Regions from separate parts of the Homo sapiens genome. Here regions 2, 3 and 4 are each linked to region 1. A link is a contact called in ENCODE Hi-C or POLR2A ChIA-PET data. All regions are on one chromosome and are shown on one strand. The core of a region is the stretch at or near the end of the contact, and the rest is flanking DNA. Distances in the headings are between cores, read along the strand shown. Region 1 overlaps LOC101928004 (a long non-coding RNA gene). Region 2 has its middle 53 kb from the start of SSR1. Region 3 has its middle 33 kb from the start of RREB1. Region 4 overlaps RREB1 (ras responsive element binding protein 1).

Region 1 (4,555 bases), core at 1,238-3,737:
TTCCAGACAGGAATTGAAGATGAGGCAACTGAGAAAAGGAAAAGGGAAACACCCTGTGTGCCTGTTAAATGCCCTTGTTCACCTGGCGAGAGATATGCATATATAGTCTCACCACTGACTATCTTTTTATATATATGGTGTATATATAAAAATATAGAAGTGTACAGTGTATGTGTATATGTGTGTATATATGTGTATATGTCTGTGTATAGACACATATATGCACATACACACATTATGTACATTTATATCTATATAACGGCAATGCCTGAGCTGGCTATTTCCAGGCGGCCAATATCCTGTTTTAAACTGATTTAAAATATTGCCACTGTAAACTAATATCGTGATTTGCAACCACTTAAATTCTGGAAGAATTTCTCAGGACTGTGATGAAAATCCCAGCGTCTGGTGGTTCCCTCATCGCAGCTTAACCCTAATTGCCTACACTAAGTCCAATTAGTGGCAAATCAGATTCCCCTTCATTTCATCTGATGAAGTAAGCTTTGGCAGGAGCATCTGCCCACGCAAAGCAGGGTGAAGACAGAGAGAAGAACGGGGCTGCAGGGAACGGGGACACGAGTGTGGGGACCCAAGGGTGACCACAGTCCTCCTGCCCCTGAGTCCCCACGGCTCCGTGCCTCCGGCTTGCAGATTCCTTTCCCTGGATAGAGTTTTTGCAACTGAGTTTGGTGAGAATCAAATCTATCAGGTACAGTCCTAGAAACAAATAACTTGAAGTCTACTTTAAAGGCAGATTCTCTTGGTCTCTTTCTTTCCTGTGTCTGTACCTCTGTGCATCTCTAACACACACACACACACACACACACACACACACACACACGGCCCTTCTGTAAGCACACTTTCCTCGCTGTCCCAGTCCTCTCAGTGTCCACGCTCCTGCAGGCGCTGACTTGGGTGGCGGTTGCAGAGGAACCAGTAGGACTGGCACGGCCATGGCCATGGAGCATGTGGTCCAGGGCACAGATAGCAGCAGCTCTGGTTCCAAAGGCAGTGCGTCCTGCCAAAGCCTTCTCTCTCTGCATCTCAAGGTCACAATAATAGATTACGAAAGAGTGGAAAAGCACAGCTCAGAAAATGGGCCATGGGGACTTTCCTCTGGGTGAGGAGGGAGAGAACAATGCCCGATGCGGCAGCAGGTCGTTTGAGCTCTGCTAGGGAAGGAAACGCGGAGCGTGAGGTCCCTCCAATGCCCGGCACCTGCAACGCCTCCTGTCCAAGGGCTCTGAAAACACAAAAATTGGGACCATTGGAAAATGATTTTTAAGGTGCTCTGATGTAGAAGAAATTCCATCACAAACATTAACCTGTTTCACAAGAATCAAATATTTACTATTGTGTTTCATGGTGGCTACTTTTTAAGTCCCTTGCAAATTAAGGTAGGACAAATGTTCTCACAAAATAAACATTCTCCTGTCTTCAGAAACCACTGATAAATAGTCCAGGCCGATGGATCCTTGCCTCTCCTCAGAATAAGGGAGGGCTGTTATTTTAAAGCAGCAAATAGAACAGATCCTCAAGTGCCCTGGCGGAACAGAAGGCTGGACTGTTAAAGTCTGTGACACTCTCAGTGATGACGTTGGTTTCTAAGGGCTGCAGCAGCCATACCCAAAGAAAACATTTTATATATGATGATGTAGTAACTATACTTCAAGTCTTGACTTAAAAATGTATAATTCAACAACAAAATTACAATTTCTCTGTAAAAGGAGCACTTTTTAAAAATCCAAGCCACTTACACTGGTTTGAAAATATTTGGGGGGTCTTAACTGCTTCTGAGGCTATAGCAAGTGGTTTCTCATAAAATCAGACCCAAGGGAACTCTCTGAGAGGACCCTAGGCACTTAGATTTTATTCCGGGTATAATTTATTCCAAACAGTTTAGCAAAATGATGGTCACATTATAAGAGCATACTCTGGATGCAAAATGTCCAGGAAAGACAGAAGTAGAGGTGGGGTCCAAGAAACAATTCCAGTCTCCTAGAAACCATGCCTTCTGCTCAAGCCAAGTGCTTCTCCTGATCACGTCCTCCTGGTAACTCCTAGCAGCTGCGAGCATTGGAACATAGTCTTACCAGTTCCGGAGCCACCAGGCACCTTCTCTGAACGTCTGAACTATCAGCCCCTTCCCTCAGAGCAGGCCTGCAGGGACTCAGCAAGGCTGGGTGCTGGAGGGCCACTCTGTAGGTCTGGCCAGAGGGAGACCACACCACCCAAAGAGCCATTCAGCGACCAAGGCTCCCCTGAGCGGTCGCTGCTGGTGACACAGGCCCTTTGCTGGGAGAGCCCAGCCCTACTCAGAACAGAAGGGCTCACTGCTCCAGCCTCCAGCCTTCAATCCCAGCTGCAGCTTTTCAGCTCTAGTTTTCCCTCCAGGTTATCTTCCCTCTGTGGCTTCCAGCGGGTCACCCTGTGATGCTGCAGTTCCCCAGTCTTTGCAAACGGGGGAGAGATGACTACTGACTTCCGCGATGATTCATGCTGGTTGTTTACAGCAGAGACAGAGGCAGTGCGCTGCCTGCACGTCTTGGAATTAGCTGAGCTGTGAGGGTGCAGCGAGGCCAGCACCGGGGTTCCCGGGTATGCCAAAGCTGGAATTGTGCTGCTCCTCTGCAGAGGTGCAGGGGGAGGGGGGAGCAGGGATACAAAACCTTGCCGGTCAAGGAACGCAGTGTTCCTGGCCCTGTCTGGAACCTTCACAAAGCAGGTGGGAAGGGAAAGTGCATGGGTAAGACGGACTTCCCAAAACAGCTTCTGCCAAATGAAATAAAGAATATCCAGTTCCTCCTTTTTAAATAAATAAATATATATATATATATATATATAAAATTATGAAATAATTTAAATACGTAGAAATATGCAGAAATAATAGATCAAAGGCCCAAGTACCCACTCATCAGCTTTAACATTTTGCTGTCTATACTACAGATTTTTTTATTTTCAAAAACAAAAATGTAATCAGTCAAGCAAGCACATGGCAGCTCCTGAAGGGATTTGATGTTGAGCAATCGCAATATCAAATGAGCCCACCTCCAGTTCTCCGCTGAACGGATCAGCTCATAGGTGTTACTTCCCTCACCCTGCCACCCCCGAGTCTCTTCTGTTGCTTGTGGGACACCGTGGCGAGAGCTCCGGAGTCCAGACTCCACTGTGGAGACTGACATGGTTCCCTGAGCTCCCTGCTTGGTCTCCTGTCCTGCCTGGTCTGAAGTCCTGCCTACGAAGACTGATGGCACTGTACCAATGCAGCAGCTTCCAAATCACTGAGCAAGCAGCCCCCAGCTTCCCCTCTCCCCCTGAGCCCACCTTCTCTCCACGCTCCCTTGTCCCAGGCTGTCCATAGGCACCATTTGGCTCCAATTCCACATCATAAGCGTTTCTATGAATATAGGCTTTGTGGAATGTTTATTCATAGGACATTAATCCCAGAGGGGAATAAAAGCAGTGCTGTCCATGACATTATCTGTGTTAGCCTTGGATTGTCTGCTGTAAAATGCTAATTGCAGCCTCTGGAGTTGAGAAGGTGTTTGTAGGAAGCCTGAACAGGGAGCAGGAGGGCAGGCAGAAGAGGCAGCCCAGCCTTCTAGGATGCCAGGGCCCTCAGAGGAGGAGGAAGGCCTGAGGCCAGGCAGCAGGTAGACAAGGCACAGAGCCTGGTTCTGGAGCTGGGCCTGGGAGGAGGCCTTTGTACTGCCCAGAGGAGGGGCCACAGTGTCCCTCCAGCCACCTGCTCACTGGTTTTACCAAAGCTGGTATCCACACATCCCAAGGGTCTCCTCAGAGCCCATGCCGCTGAACAAACCCACGTTTTTTAAAATGAGAGTGACACCAGCCTGCCCATCCTCACAGTGCAGCAGGGTGTGAGTGTGCAGTGGGGAGCAGGGAGCTAAATCCTAATATACGTGATGTATTTTGAGATTCCAAGGAGCTCCTGGATATGCATTCAAGGGTGGCAGTGTTTCAGGAGGGGCAGATGGGTGTGCAGGCAGCCACACCCTTTCCCCTCCCCCTCCCCCTCCCCCAGCAATTTGTTCCTTTTCAAGTTTGAGACACGCAAGTCTTGCATCTGTGTCTCTGGAGCCGCCTACACAAACCAGCGCAGAGATCACAGGGCTGGGACTGGCTGGCGACAGTTCGCTCCCTTAACTCCAGAGGAGGAAATGGAGCCAGAGGTCGTAAAACGATGATAGAATCGAAAACAAGACCATTTCTTTCTGTACCCCACACCCTTTTTACTTTCACAATGCACACACCCACACCCCACATGCACACTCACACCCATGTCCAGGGTGGCTGGACAGAGCCCCTCCCAGTACTGCCATTCATTTTGCATACATGTTTGGCTGGCTAGTGGGCAGGATTATGTCTGAGAAAACCTCCTTTTAATCAATCTGATGCTTGCCAGCCAAGGAGCTGACAACTGTGCAAAGCACTGAGCCATGGGGCAGTGTTCCGTTTTGTCTCCTCTGGGCAGCTGACAAGATGGAGTCCCTCGGAGGTGAGAGGATGGTTTCTAGAAGCACAGGAATTCTCAGTA
Region 2 (4,243 bases), core at 1,534-4,033, 510 kb after region 1:
ATGCTCACTGGATGGGGGCAACACCCTTCCTCCCAGTTCAGGGTGGATGGGCCCCAGAGCACCACCCAGCCAGCCAAGCCTCCTTGCCCCTGCCCTGCCCTCCGAATGGCCCAGATCATACCTGCTGCCTTTCTTTCCTAGCTCACTGCCTCCACCCAAGTCACCTTCTGTCCTGACTCCCAAGGACTTGGGTCCCACTGGGGAAGTCGGGAGGAAATGGGAAGCCTTCCTGACTGTGAGTGAGGGCAGGAGGGGAGGTGGGGTCAGAGAGGGCACCTGGAGGGTGGCAGGAGAGAGCAGGAGAGCGTGAGAGAGGTGGCAGAGGAGGGGGTGCGAGTAAGAAGAGAACACCATCATTGTTTACCAAACCTGAATTACACCACACCAAGTTGTCCTGTTATTTATTTATTTACTCATTTATGTATTTTAGTGTGTTTAATTGAGGTTAAAAAAAGAAGCAAGAAAAGTGTTTGCAGATTGGCTTTATGGCGGTGAGCTTTGCAATGATCTCTGAAAAAGTCCGGGGAGTCCGGCAGGCAGATGAGAATCTAGGCTTGCTGGCGTATCCAGATGACTCGGAAGGAGGACCCCAGACGGGGAGGGGCAGTGCTGGGAGCAGGAGGCGTCCTGGTCAGGCTGTCCATCCATGTCTACCCAGCAAATATTTGCAGGCCCTGAGCTCAGCAGGGGAGGAAATCTCAGGCAAATGAGACACAGACTCTGCCCTCCAGCCGCTTCGGAGAAAACAGCCGAGAAGGACACTGTTAAATGGAGTGGCAAGCCCAGAGCATCAAGGGCATTTGGAGGTGGGGGGCACTGCTGCTTGGGGACATGTAGACAGAATTTATAGAACGAGGCCCCTGGAAGGATTTCTGCAGGTTGCAGCAGGGTGGAGGAGCGTCGCCGGCCCGGGGCCAGGAAGAAGCTCAGGGCACAGGGAAGCTGGCCACGGGGTGTCCCATCACATCAGAGTGGTGTGGGCTACGGCTGGAAGGGGAGGCAGGCCACTGGCTGACACGCCGCACAGCAGACCGTGAATAGACGCATGAGCGAGTCAGGGAGTCAGGAGAGCTCTGAACACTTGAGTTCATTTCCTGCTGGAGGTGGGAGCCGTTGAAGGTTCTTGAGGGCATCCGTGAATGCACCGGAACTGTGGTCTAGAAACGTCCTAGCAACAGTGTGAGACGGGGAGCCAGCAGAGAAATCATCAAACAGTCTAGGCAGAAGGTAACGAGGGCCAGATGTGGTGGTGTGCACCTGTAATCCCAGCTACTTGGGAGGCTGAGGCAGGAGGATCACTTGACCTCAGGAGTTCGAGACCAACCTGGACAATGTAGCAAGGCCCTTTCAAAGAAAAAAAAAAAAAGGAGTTGGGGAGAGAGAGAAAAGGTAATGAGGGTTTGAAGTGGGCTGGGGAGGAGAGGAGCACTGGAGAGATCGCATTTGGCAGTACTTGATTAACGAAGATTGCAATGGGGGCGCACTCAAGCTTTCAACATTGTCACCGGAAATTGGGGGAGGTGGTGCCATGAAGGATGCCGGGGAAGCCAGGTGGAGAAGTCAGTTTGATGGAACACAGAGATCATGGGTTCCTTCTTGTTGGAGGTGTCTATCAGAGGTCTTCAAGTGACAAAAATTCAACTCAGAGGCTGGGTGCATTGACTTATGCCTATAATCCCAACACTTTGGGAGGCAGAGACAGAGGCAGGACTTGAGTCCAGGAGTTCGAGACTACCCTGGGCAACAAAGTAAGACCCCCATCTCTACTATAAATAAATAAATAAATAACTCAGATCAGCCTCTACAAAAATGAGAATGGGTTAGCCCACATTGACAAAAAGTCCAGAAAGTGACTTTAGTTAGATGCACGTCCACCAAAGCTCATGTTCGAGCCCACCATGTCCCATCTCCTGGTTCTGCTTTCTTCCTCAGGGAGAGCACCTGCCAGGCAGCAGTGTCGCTCAGCTTATGCGCAGCCAGCTTGGGGACTACAGCAGCTCATCCTAACAAGAGACCAGAACTTCAGGCTGGTCTGAGGCATGTGCCCACCTCTGGGTCACACGTCATTCTTGAAGCAGTGGGCAAGTCAAATATCCCCACCCCTCCTGCACAGAAAAGGGGAGGATCCCAAGAAGAGAATGTGGGGGCTGCCTCCAGGAGGAGAAGAAAGACTTGTGGGTCCACTGCAGACATCCAGGTGGAGATGTCTGGAGCCCAGGGGTCGGGTAAGAGCTACAGCCAGGTTGGGGTTATTGTGGGAGGAGCCGTAGGAGTGAATGAGATCAGGAAAGGTGGCCGGGGTAGACCTAGGACCTAGGGACCTAGGAAAGAGACAGACACGCTGGGGAAGAAGCGTCAGAGGACAGAGGGTGAGACGCTTGAAAAGGAAGTGGGCGAGAACAGTGTTGCCTAAAAAGAGGGAGCCCAGTTCCCTGAAGGTGAGGGTGAAGACAGGCCATTGGGCTGAGACGATGGGCAAAGGGCAGGGTGTGGGCAGAGCTGGTTTGGGACCCAGAGCAGTGGAAGGGCAGAGCAGCCCTTGCCGAGACCAAGGGACAGCAGGGCTGAATGACCGCAATGCAGCACCCGCTTCGCTTTGCAAATAAAATGCGGACTGCGCGAGAAAGCCTGGCTTTTAGCGTCCATGCGTGTCCAGGAACAGCGACCAGGGCAAGTGCTTGAGTGCGCCAGGCTGGGCGAGGCAGGGAGGGACTGAGGGCTGGGTCCGGGGGAGAGGAGTGGCCAGGGAGGAGGGGCGACCCAAAGGCCTCCGGTGATGCGCTGACAGAAGGTAAAAACAAGGAACAAAGCAAAACCACACACAGGACGGCAGCGCGGAGTCCGGGCCCTGCCCTCTGCAGCAGCGCAGCCCGGGGACTCTGGGGCTCTCCCTGCTGCCTGTGGAATTTCCAGGCCAGCGCATCTGATTGGCCTGGCCTGGGGCAGTGGGTGGGGATTTGGATGTTTCCAGAGAAGGGAAGATGGCGGTGAGACAGCCGCTCGGCAGCTCCAGAGGGGTCGATCCCGCGACAGGGGAAGGGGGCGTGGGCGTCACATGGCAGCGCTGAGACTTGAGTGCTGGAACAGCCCAGCGAGGAAGGTCCCAAAGACAGCTCTTTTCACCAGAGACAGGCCGTGCGTTTGCGGTGCGGGCTCCACCCGCAGTTCTGCTTCAGGTAGAAAAGGGATGAGGGTGCCGGGCCAGCTTGACCCGGTTTCCGCAGGGGCAGAAGCACTTCTTACCTTCGGCCTGCAGAGCCCCTCAAGCAACAGGGAACCACATTCTCCTGCCCTTGGAAAAAGTTGACCCGCTTCACAGTGAAGCCAGAGAGGCGAGGTGGGGGCGGCGGGGGGATTTGGATGGGACTTCCAGACGCCTTTCTTCTTCCCAGTGCCTACCTAGGGATGGGGACGCTAGGACAGCTGAAGCTGGCACATATCTGATCACTGTTCCTCAAGCACCTCTTTGTCCATGCACCCTCCCTGCCCAACACCTCCAATGGCCTCTGAGGCTTGGAGAATGACATCCAAGCTCTGCTTCCCAAACAGGCCCAAGCCCACCCTCTGCCTCCCAACTCATCCGACCATGACCACCATCTGTCACCCTTTGCAGCCACGCCCTGTGGTGACCACGCCCACAGACGGCCCTGGTGACCTCGCCGACAGATGGGCACGACCTTGAATGGCTCTGCTTTTGATAGTCACGCCCCTTGTAGCCATGTCCTGTGATGGCCACACCCACCAATGAGCATGCCCTCAGGTGACCACTCTCAGACACCCTGGGATCCAGCTGCCCTCACACCCCCGGGGCATGCCTGGGCACACCTGTCCTCTCTTTGGCCCTCCCCTAAAAAGCCCTCCAAATCCTAAATCCTTCTTCCAAATCCTGTTCTGCTGCTTCAGTCTCACCACCTCCTTGAGGCCCCCTGTGACTACCCCAGCTCTCTGGTGTTCACTCGCTTGGTTCCTACGATACATTGGAGCACATTTGCCTTTTTAAAAATAAGCTGAGCTGTCTCCACAGCTAGATTTTCAGATCCCGAAGGATAGGATGGAGGCAATTATTCTTTTTTGTGTACCATCCAAAACTTATCCCAGCACCAAATACCTTTTAGCTATTCAGTCTATGTCTCTTTTTTTTTGAAATGGAGTTTTTGTTCTGTTGCCCGGGCTGGAGTGCAATGGCATGATCTCAGCTCACTGCAACCTCCGCCTCCTGGGTTCAAGCGATTCTCCTGCCTCA
Region 3 (4,374 bases), core at 100-2,599, 320 kb after region 1:
ACCCCTGTCATATATGCAGTCCATTGTTGACTGAAATGCTGCAACTGTGTGTATTCCTACATCTCCCTACATACGTAGAATATATTATATTACATATGTATTAGTGTATAGTAAATATTCCTACATATCATATAATATATAGGAATATATATAACTTTTAAAATATATTAAAATACCTTAAAACTTTTGATGCTCTTATAAGTGGTATTTTTAAGTGTTTCTGTGTACAGTGTTGTGTTTAGTTAGTATGTTTTAAGAGCTGATTATGACCATCTTTGATAAATACTTAAATACTTGTGTTGCATGAGGTACTGCTTGGAGGCTGGGCACAGTGGCTCATGCTTGTAATCCCAGGACTTTGGGAGGCCGAGGTGGGCAGAACACTTGAGGTCAGGAGTTCGAGACCAGCCTGGCCAATGTGGTGAAACCCCCATCTCTACTAAAAATACAAAAACGAGCCGGGCGTGGTGGTGGACACCTGTAATCCCAGCTACTAAGGAGGCTGAGGCACGAGAATTGCTTGAAGGCAGGAGGTGGAGGTTAAAGTGAGCCGAGATTGTGCCATTGCAATCCAGCCTGGGCGACAAGAGCCAAACTCCGTCTCAAAAAAAAACAAAACAAAACAAAACAAAAAGAGAGAGAGAGAGATACTGCCTGGGACCAGAAATATGGACACTTTTATCTGGCTGATGGCCCATCACGATTACTGCTCTGTTCTCACAGGGTTGAACATTTTACTCACTTTACATGATTTTAAACCACTGTATCCCATTGACTTCTGTTGTTGAAACAGAGGATTTTGGCAGCCTGGTTCATTTTCTCTTGTATATCAGGTTCTTTGGGTTCACTATTTTCTTTTTAATAAGATCATGATATTTCAGTGTTTACCTATAGCTCACCCACCATTTAGGTTTTATTTCCAGTGCTCTCATGCTTCCCTAAATCCTGTACGAAAGATGCTATGTCAGGAGGCACGGTGACTCAGGCCTGTTGTCCTGGCACATAAGAAGGCGAGGTCAGGTGTTTGAGACTAGACTGAGCAACATAGGAAGCTCTCATCTATTAAAAAAACAACAAAAAAACCAAAAACAAAAAAACATGCTATGTCCTTGGCTATTCGAGCCACAGCTTTGTGCATTGACACACATCCAGCATCAGCAAGCTTTTTCTAAATGAGAACAAGCGTCATTCCTTTGTCCATTTGTCAGACTTGTCACATATGTCTCTATGGGATTATAGTTTTTTTAAAAAAAGAAAAGAAAGTAAAGGGGGAAATATCTGTAGGTTCCCCTTGCCTGTGTGTTCCTCTGCTTTCAGCTCTTCAGCACAGGCAGTCTCGGTCACGTGGCCCTGCTCACGCAGGGCCCAGACCCACGCTGCGAAGCTCTGTATGATTGTGTTTTGGGTTGCAGGAGGCAGAAACTCAAAGTGAAACCAATGAAAAAAACCAATGTGTTCTTAATGGTTTTTACCTAAACCATAAATCCCTCTCTTCGAGGGAGAGGGGAATCACCCAAGATTTGGCCCAGTTCCCTCATTAAGTTCCAGGGCTATATTTGTCTGTATTTTTTCTTTTCTTTTCTTTTTTTTTTTTTTTTTTTGTTCATATGTGTGTCAGTTTGGTGACGACCTGTGTCCAACTCACTCAAGGAAGATATTTAAAATGCAGATTCCAGGGCCTGATCTAGACTAAGGGAATAAGACAGTGGGAAGAGGAGGAGGTAGAGAGTTGAGTCTCCTGACTCCCTGGTGGTGCTGACAGTCAAACAGGACTTACTAACAATGATGAAGGTATTATGGGCTCAGATTTTTATCCATCACTACATTATCACTAAATTTTTTTTTTTTTTTGAGACCAAGTCTCACTCTGTTGCCCAGGCTGGAGTGCAGTGGTGTGATCTTGGCTCACTGCAACATCCGCCTCCTGGGCTCAAGCGATTCTCCTGCTTCAGCCTCCCGAGTAGCTGGGACTACAGGCGCACACCACCATGCCCAGCTAATATTTGTATTTTTAGTAGAGACGAGGTTTCACCATGTTGGCCAGGATGGTCTCGATCTCTTGACCTCGTGATCTGCCCACCTCAGCCTCCAAAGTGCCAGGATTACAGGTGAGAGCCACCGTGCCAGGCTTAATTTTTATATTTTTAGTGGACACAGGGTTTCACCATGTTGGCCAGCCTGGCCTCGAACTCCTGACCTCAGGTCATCCACCTGCCTCAGCCTCCCAAAGTGCTGGGATTACAGGCATAAGCCACTGCGCCTGGCCTAATGGAACATTTTTTACCAGGTTTAAAATAAGATATCTAATGCCAGATGCTGTGGCGCACACCTTTAGTCCCAGCTGCTTGGGAGGCTGAGGCAGGAGGTTTGCTTGAGCCCAGGAGTTTGAGACCTGCCTGGGCAACATAGTGAAACCGCATGTCTATATGAATAAAATAAATAAATAAATAAATAAATAAATAAATAAAATAAATGAAATAAGATAGCTAACACTTATTAAGTGCCATGTGTCAGGCAGGCACTTCACATTTAAACCTATGTGTAGGCTACTATTGTTAGTCCCACTTTATAGAAAAGGAAACTGAGGCACATAGAGTTTAAATGCTTTGCCCTGAGTCAAACACCTGAGGCAGAATTGTCATGTTCTTTGACAATCTTCAAAGCAAATTCACGATATTTGTTAATTACAAAATAACGGAGTCTCTGGCACAAATGGGCCCAAAGAGTCTGCTTGGATCATAATCATGCCTTGGTGCTATATTAGGTCCCTTATAAATTATTCATTCTTTTAGCAAGTTCTTACTGAGCATTTAGAGTCCCCGTGGCTTGGGACAGGTATTCCACAAAAGGGAGGGATGTACAGGAAGTTATACAGACAAACTAGAAACTTCTTAGCAGATGCCTGTGCATAAATGAGAGGACTTGGATTAGGGCTGGGGGGAGCGGTGCTGACAGAATTACTGTCCAGAGAGCTGTTATCTTGTTATCTGTTATCTTGGCTGTGTGCTAAATGTTTTAGGTGTATTTTTTTCATTAATTTCTCACAAGAACCCCACTGGGTTAAATTCTATGAATAATCTATTGAACAGGAAACTGAGGCTTAGAGATGTGAAGAGACTTGCCTGTGGTCATATGGCTTCGGCCTCATGGTTGTGATATGAAGGCAATGCGTATCTCTCTCTGGACCCTGGCTTTCATCCGCTGGATTTTCTGCTTTCGTCAAATAGGATTTTGTTTTCTAGAAGAGAACTGCCATCCCTCTGATAGTGACCCAGATGGCCCCATCACTAGGATCACTCTGGGCTTTAAAGAGATCATGGCTTATGATGTCAGTCATCGTTGGCTTGGCCTCTCTATTTTGTCCTCTGGTTCTGGTGTCCTCACCTGGCCCCTAGGGAATCCTTCAGAAATATTAGTATCAAGGCCATGTCCATGGCCTATAACCAGATTGGCAGATGTCTGTAGGCTGGAGGAAGCCAAGAACTGTTTTTGAAGGAGCATCATGGCTTTGTCCATCCACACTTACTGCTGTGCAGAGGTGAGGGGCCTTCTGTCCCTACTCAGGCTTCTTCATTTTCACTAGAGGATGTTCAATGTTTTGTATTGTTCCCTATGCAGATGGGTATTCAATATAATTTTTTTTTTGAGATGGAGTCTCACTCTGTTGCCCAGGCTGGAGTGCAGTGGCGCGTTTTCGGCTCACTGCAAGCTCCACCTCCCAGGTTCACGCCATTCTCCTGCCTCAGCCTCCCCAGCAGCTGGGACTACAGGTGCCCGCTGCCACACCCAGCTAATTTTTTGTATTTTCAGTAGAGACGGGGTTTCATCGTTATAGCCAGGATGGTCTCAATCTCCTGACCTCGTGATCCACTCGCCTCAGCCTCCCAAAGTGCTAGGATTACAGGCGTGAGCCACCGCATCTGGTCTCAATATAATTGTTTTTGAGCCACTTCAGAAGGGTAAAATGGAAGAAACCTTAGAAATTTGATGTCTCCATTTTACTGAAAAAGGAAGGAAAAACCTACATATTAAGTTACTTATTCAAGGTAACAACTAATTAGTGGCAAGACTGGAATCCAGTTCCTGACGCTCAGTTCAATATCTTCCTTTTACCCCTTTAATCTGATTTTACGCGAGGACTGCCCTAATGAGTCTGAATCTTGTCATGAATAAGCTGTAAGAAATTCAACTTCAAAATGATTCCTGTGGTGGGGCTTTGTTTTCAGAGGCAGGTTTACCTTCCTAATTATGAATTATTGAGGTTAATGATAAAGTGACTTTACATTTCTAAATAAATAGCGGCAGGTGATGGCAGAGGATCTCCTAAAATAGTATCAGGTCAGCTGGAAACTTTAATATTCAGCAAAGTAGAAA
Region 4 (4,387 bases), core at 152-2,651, 390 kb after region 1:
ATATTGACTCCATTAGACTTTGGAAATTTATATTTTATCAGTCAGAACTTTTAGATTCAGACTAGAAAAAAAATTCCTTCTTGGTCCTTTCCCCCACCCACCCTTTTTATTGTACATAGATGCTGTTAACAGAACTTTGCCTTTTTCATTCCTATCAGGTTTAGTACAGTTCATGCGCAGGTTTCAGTAAACATTAACTACTTTTATCAGAGCTTGCAGTGTGCTGAATGGTTAGCAAAGAGAGTGTACTGCAAGAGACAGATGAAAATGAGAGAGTCCAAGGTCACATGGATTTTGAATTTTTTTTAATTATTGAGAATTTAGGGGAAAGACCATCAGGCTTCACACTTTAAATCTCTTTATGTGGGCCTGCCACACGGCGTCTTTGCCAGCTTTTGTATGTACTGAAGCTAAAACATTTGTTCAGATGCTGATTGGCAAGGCAAGTGACTTTAAAACATGGTTTTTTTTTCTTTCAATTAAAAAAAGTTTTATTCAGGGCTGCCTTCTAGGATGAAAGATTCTCAAGGCCCTATCAAAGACGTAATGCAACACTTATCGTGGTGATTCTTAAGACTCCTTTGAATTTTATAGGGATATCCTTTTTCTCAAAGATTTTTCAGGATTGCCTTCTGATAATCTATTTCGTTTCTGGAGTTAGCACAGTAACTCGTAAACCAAGTGCTAAAAGATGAAATCTGAAACACAGATATAGAATAAACGTGTTTTGGATATCATGTAATGTTCCCCAACTTTTGCCTATCATTTTCGAAAACAGGAATGTGATCTGTACTTATTTTTAGAGAAAAGGACACGAACATTTGAGAAATTACTGACAAAAATTATTCTCCTCCTGCCCCTCCGATCCAATAGGTTTGAAGCCGCTGGTCCTCGCCTTTTACTCCTTAGCTGGACAGCGGGTTCGGGATCTGCCCCATGACTAAGGCTGAAGTGGAAAGTTGCGAAGATAGAACAAGAGTTGTTCCTTAGGGTGGTGTCCCTAAACTTGAAAGTGGACTTGGTCCTGCTCGCAGGTGGGCTTGCACGCGCCAGGCTTCGTGTGGTGGCTCGCGCGCGCTGGCCCCCGAGCGCCAGCGTGGGTGACCCGTGCCCCGCCCCGGACGGCCTTTTCACCCTGTTCTGTTTCTGGGGAGGGGCGAGGGGAAAACTGCGGGTGCCTTCCCTCAGAGGCGGGCAGCCATTGTGCCTCGGGAACACGGTCTGAGTAGAGTTGTGTTCGCACAGCTGAAGGCGGCCGGCGGCCCTCCCAGGGCCTCGAGGGTCTGTCTGTGCCCTCCTCAGGCTGGGACCGGGCAGCCGACTGCCCGCGTCAGGGCTCCACGGCCGCAGGGGCCCCCTCGGGCCGCCCCCAGGGCTCCCGCGGTGGGTGTCCGGTGAGCGGGTAGCGAGGCCATCAGTCAGGGCGGCGGGCGCCGATTGGCTGGCGGGCTGGCGGGGGCCGGGCGGGGCGGGGCTCGGTGTTCGTTCGCGCTGGCGTTCCCCCGTGAGTAGAGCCGCGTCTTCCAGCGGATCTTGCCGCACTTTCCTCAGTTGCGAAGGGCACGGCCGCTGGGGACACAACCTAATGAACAACCGGAGCTCTTCAGAGATGCCTTTAGCAACTCAGCTCCTTAAAAATAATAAATTCCTCTTAGGGAAAGATTAGAAGATGAGTGTGCTTGGAGCGAACCCGTGCCCGCCCCCCCGCCTTTTTTGGCTAGAGGGCATTTAGCCTGTGACCACTTTTAAATTTTCACAAGATTTGCATAGACATGAGCATGCCCACTCGCATTATGTAATTATTTCCCCAAATAAGTCCCCATTGAAACATTTGGCTTCCCCGATGGCTATTTCAGAATAAAAACATGTAGCAGGGTATTTCATGATGGGTAGCTCCAAAAACTTTTGTTTAAAAGAAAAACCACGTATCTAGAAAATGCTCCTTTAAGCCTTTTTTGACGAGGAGGAGGGGTGCAGACACTTGCCTGCGGCAAAGTGAACCTGGAAGGAGCGGGGCGTGTGTAGGACAGAGCCCAGGAGAACGGGCAGCCGGGTGGCCGGGCCAGGAAGCAGGGCCTTTCTGGCCCTTTCCGCAGAGGGCTGGATAATTGCCTCTCCTTTCTAAAAGGAGCCGTTTTCTGGGCCGGGAGCGGTGGCCCTCGCCCATAGGCTCACGCTCGTAATTCCAGCAATTTGGGAGGCCCAGGCAGGCGGATCATCTGAGGTCAGGAGTTCGAGACCAGCCTGGCCAACATGGTGAAACCCCGTCTGTACTAAAAAAAATACAAAAATTAGCTGGGCGTGGTGGCGTGCGCCTGTGATCCCAGCTACTCAGGAGGTTGAGGCAGGAGAATCGCTTGAACTTGGGAGGTGGAGGTTGCAGTGAGCCGAGATCGCGCCACCGCACTCCAGCCTGGGCAACAAGAGTGAAACTCCGTCTTAATTTAAAAAAAAAAAAAAGGCTATTTTCTGAGAATGGAGGTGGAGGACCACACAAAACCCAGCCAGTTCTCGTGGCTTCCGCTTTTACACCCTCCTCCGAGAGCCGGCTCCCATGCCCTTCCCAGCTGCGCTGCCCTCGGCACCACCGGGTGCGTCCCCCCGCAAAGCTGGACGCCCTTGTGTCCTCCCGCCTGCCCTCGGTGTCAAGTCTCCCTCCAGGACGCAGTTTCTCGATGTTCTGTACTGGAAGTACATCACCGGTGAGGGCAGCAGGTCACTGTTTGGTAACCATCAGGCTGTTCCGGTGGCTAAAGGTTGCCTGCTGCCAGGCGCCTTGCTGAGTGTGCCCTGCCTTAGTCTGAGACAGTTCGTGGGGTCAGGCTTGACCCCCAGCAGGCCCGCTTCATGAGCTGGCGCCTCTGCAGCCATGTGATGGGCGGAGCCACGTGGGGCTAGCTTACCAAGCCAGGGCACTGACTTCTGCCCCAAGGCCGGGCAGGGAGGACCCCAGCACCGGCCACTCTAGGACCCTAGAATGAGTTCAGTGACTTTACGTGGCACCCCCTCTTTCCACTTTGAGACTTACCTCACTTTTGCTGCACCACCTTTGGTGGTCGCTTTTCTCTTAATAGTGATTCTTCATTCTTCATGGGGGGATAACTTTTCTCTTCTACACATGCTGGGACCCCTCTCCAGGAGGTTCTGGTGGAGCATGAACCAGTGGCTGGGGCATTGGAAGCTTCCCAGGCGATGCAAATACAAAGCCCTAATAAAGCTTTCAAAACTGCGTTAGAAACAGGTCACTTTTACATTTGTGTTGGAAACTTGTCTTGAGACAAATGAATACATTTGAGCCACTGGGATTTTTGGGGAAAATACAGCTAAAAGGGTTAGGAAATGATACATAAGGAAATTCTCCCATCTGATGCTGGCTGGCTTGCTTGCTTGCTGCAAACCCGAGTGTTTTCTATTAAGTGAGGCATTGTGGTTCCTATGCTAGCCCTGATGGGCCTTCAGCACTGGCAGGTGTAAATGCGGCTCATTAATTTTTTAAGAAGTTGGAACTCTGACAGTTTTCAGGGATGCTGAGTAGCTGGTACCAGATGTTTCTTTTGTTAAGGGCATGGAGAGGCAGTGTCACAGGTAATCAGGCTATGGTCGTTCACTCCCTTGGTCTGAGACTATGCGTTTTGTGGTGCTGAATGTTTTCTTAAACCAAGAAGGGTGTGGGGAGGTGCATGTTCTGGTTTCTAGTTGGGCTTTCCCCCGACACTGGCTCTTGCAGTATTATCTTAGGTAGAGGTGTTGACTCAATTATCATTAGACCCAGCTCCTGTTGGAAGAGAGTAAATGGTGCTTGGGGCCTCTTTATCTAGACCGTTTTGCCACCGCTGAAGTGACAGCCTGTGCTTCTAACTGAATTCAGTCCTTTTTTTTCACTCCCTTTCTGTGGAACAACAGCAAAGTCGGCTGCTCATCATTCGGGTGCAGACTTTACAGCCTCTGAACAGCCTCTGCTTTTGCAGTTTATGAATGCACCATTTGTTGTTTTGAGCACAACTGTTAGATACAACTGGCCTCTGCAGCCCACTCTGCCGGCGACCAGTGTGCATCACTGCAGCCTTTTTTTCTTTCTTTTTTTTTTTTTTTTTTTGCATAGGCCAAATTTTTGCTTTAAATACCACCATTTTGTCCACACTAGAATTTCTTTGACCCAACTTACATTTTTTCAAATGTAAGTTTCAGAAATAAGGTTTTAATTTGCTCAAACTGTTGGTCTAGGGATCCTGAATAAGTGCAAGTATTTTACTTTATTAAAGGGGGAATTGTTTTTGTGGCTTGGTTTTGCACACTTTTTTTTTTATATTCTCAAACATGTGACTTCCAAATTTTCCTTTAAATTGGGTTGAAGTTAGAAAGTTTTATTATTTCCTAAGTCATTATA

What was found. Hi-C counts contacts between places; a loop is a spot of excess contacts on that map. ChIA-PET counts read pairs that join two places held with the same protein, here RNA polymerase II (POLR2A). Pooled maps may share reads with other maps.
Region 2: a pooled map shows a loop between it and region 1 (2.1-fold over the local background). The contact joins two enhancer-like sites. A Hi-C loop is called at or near these places in 3 of 50 pooled maps. POLR2A ChIA-PET finds 5 or more read pairs at or near these places in 4 of 52 experiments (HEK293, K562, activated B cell and 1 more).
Region 3: a loop to region 1 is called in a pooled map, with 4 times the contacts of the local background. The contact joins two enhancer-like sites. A Hi-C loop is called at or near these places in 3 of 37 single-sample maps with no recorded cell type and 7 of 50 pooled maps. POLR2A ChIA-PET finds 5 or more read pairs at or near these places in 6 of 52 experiments (BJ, Caco-2, T-cell and 3 more).
Region 4: a loop to region 1 is called in a pooled map, with 2.5 times the contacts of the local background. The contact joins two enhancer-like sites. A Hi-C loop is called at or near these places in 4 of 168 maps with a recorded cell type or tissue (Right ventricle myocardium inferior, dorsolateral prefrontal cortex, gastrocnemius medialis and 1 more) and 7 of 50 pooled maps. POLR2A ChIA-PET finds 5 or more read pairs at or near these places in 4 of 52 experiments (B cell, MCF 10A, PC-9 and 1 more).

Annotation. Positions count from the first base shown.
Region 1 is chr6:6,747,681-6,752,235 of GRCh38, forward strand. The region is part of intron 2 of LOC101928004 (a long non-coding RNA gene); the gene reads right to left. LOC105374901 (a long non-coding RNA gene) reads right to left here. Exons shown (of 2, transcript NR_187807.1): 2 at 4,226-4,555. Among named protein-coding and RNA genes, the nearest start is that of LY86-AS1, 130 kb to the left of the region's middle. RefSeq lists enhancers at 2,332-2,949, 3,570-4,187. Within about 2 kb of position 2,488, at least 27 of the 41 ENCODE cell types and tissues checked have a DNase peak (open chromatin) inside an H3K27ac peak, as active enhancers do; they include PC-9, dorsolateral prefrontal cortex, gastrocnemius medialis and 1 more, where a contact is called at or near this core.
Region 2 is chr6:7,258,513-7,262,755 of GRCh38, forward strand. No RefSeq gene overlaps it. Among named protein-coding and RNA genes, the nearest start is that of SSR1, 53 kb to the right of the region's middle. RefSeq lists enhancers at 1-369, 2,566-3,357, 2,924-3,043, 3,114-3,253, 3,358-4,149 and silencers at 2,594-2,723, 3,847-4,022. Within about 2 kb of position 2,784, at least 30 of the 41 ENCODE cell types and tissues checked have a DNase peak (open chromatin) inside an H3K27ac peak, as active enhancers do.
Region 3 is chr6:7,072,587-7,076,960 of GRCh38, forward strand. No RefSeq gene overlaps it. Among named protein-coding and RNA genes, the nearest start is that of RREB1, 33 kb to the right of the region's middle. RefSeq lists an enhancer at 1,074-1,313. Within about 2 kb of position 1,350, at least 5 of the 41 ENCODE cell types and tissues checked have a DNase peak (open chromatin) inside an H3K27ac peak, as active enhancers do.
Region 4 is chr6:7,139,775-7,144,161 of GRCh38, forward strand. All of the region lies in intron 1 of RREB1 (ras responsive element binding protein 1), which reads left to right. Among named protein-coding and RNA genes, the nearest start is that of RREB1, 34 kb to the left of the region's middle. RefSeq lists enhancers at 601-1,128, 1,599-1,728 and a silencer at 1,139-1,518. Within about 2 kb of position 1,402, at least 31 of the 41 ENCODE cell types and tissues checked have a DNase peak (open chromatin) inside an H3K27ac peak, as active enhancers do; they include PC-9, dorsolateral prefrontal cortex, gastrocnemius medialis and 1 more, where a contact is called at or near this core.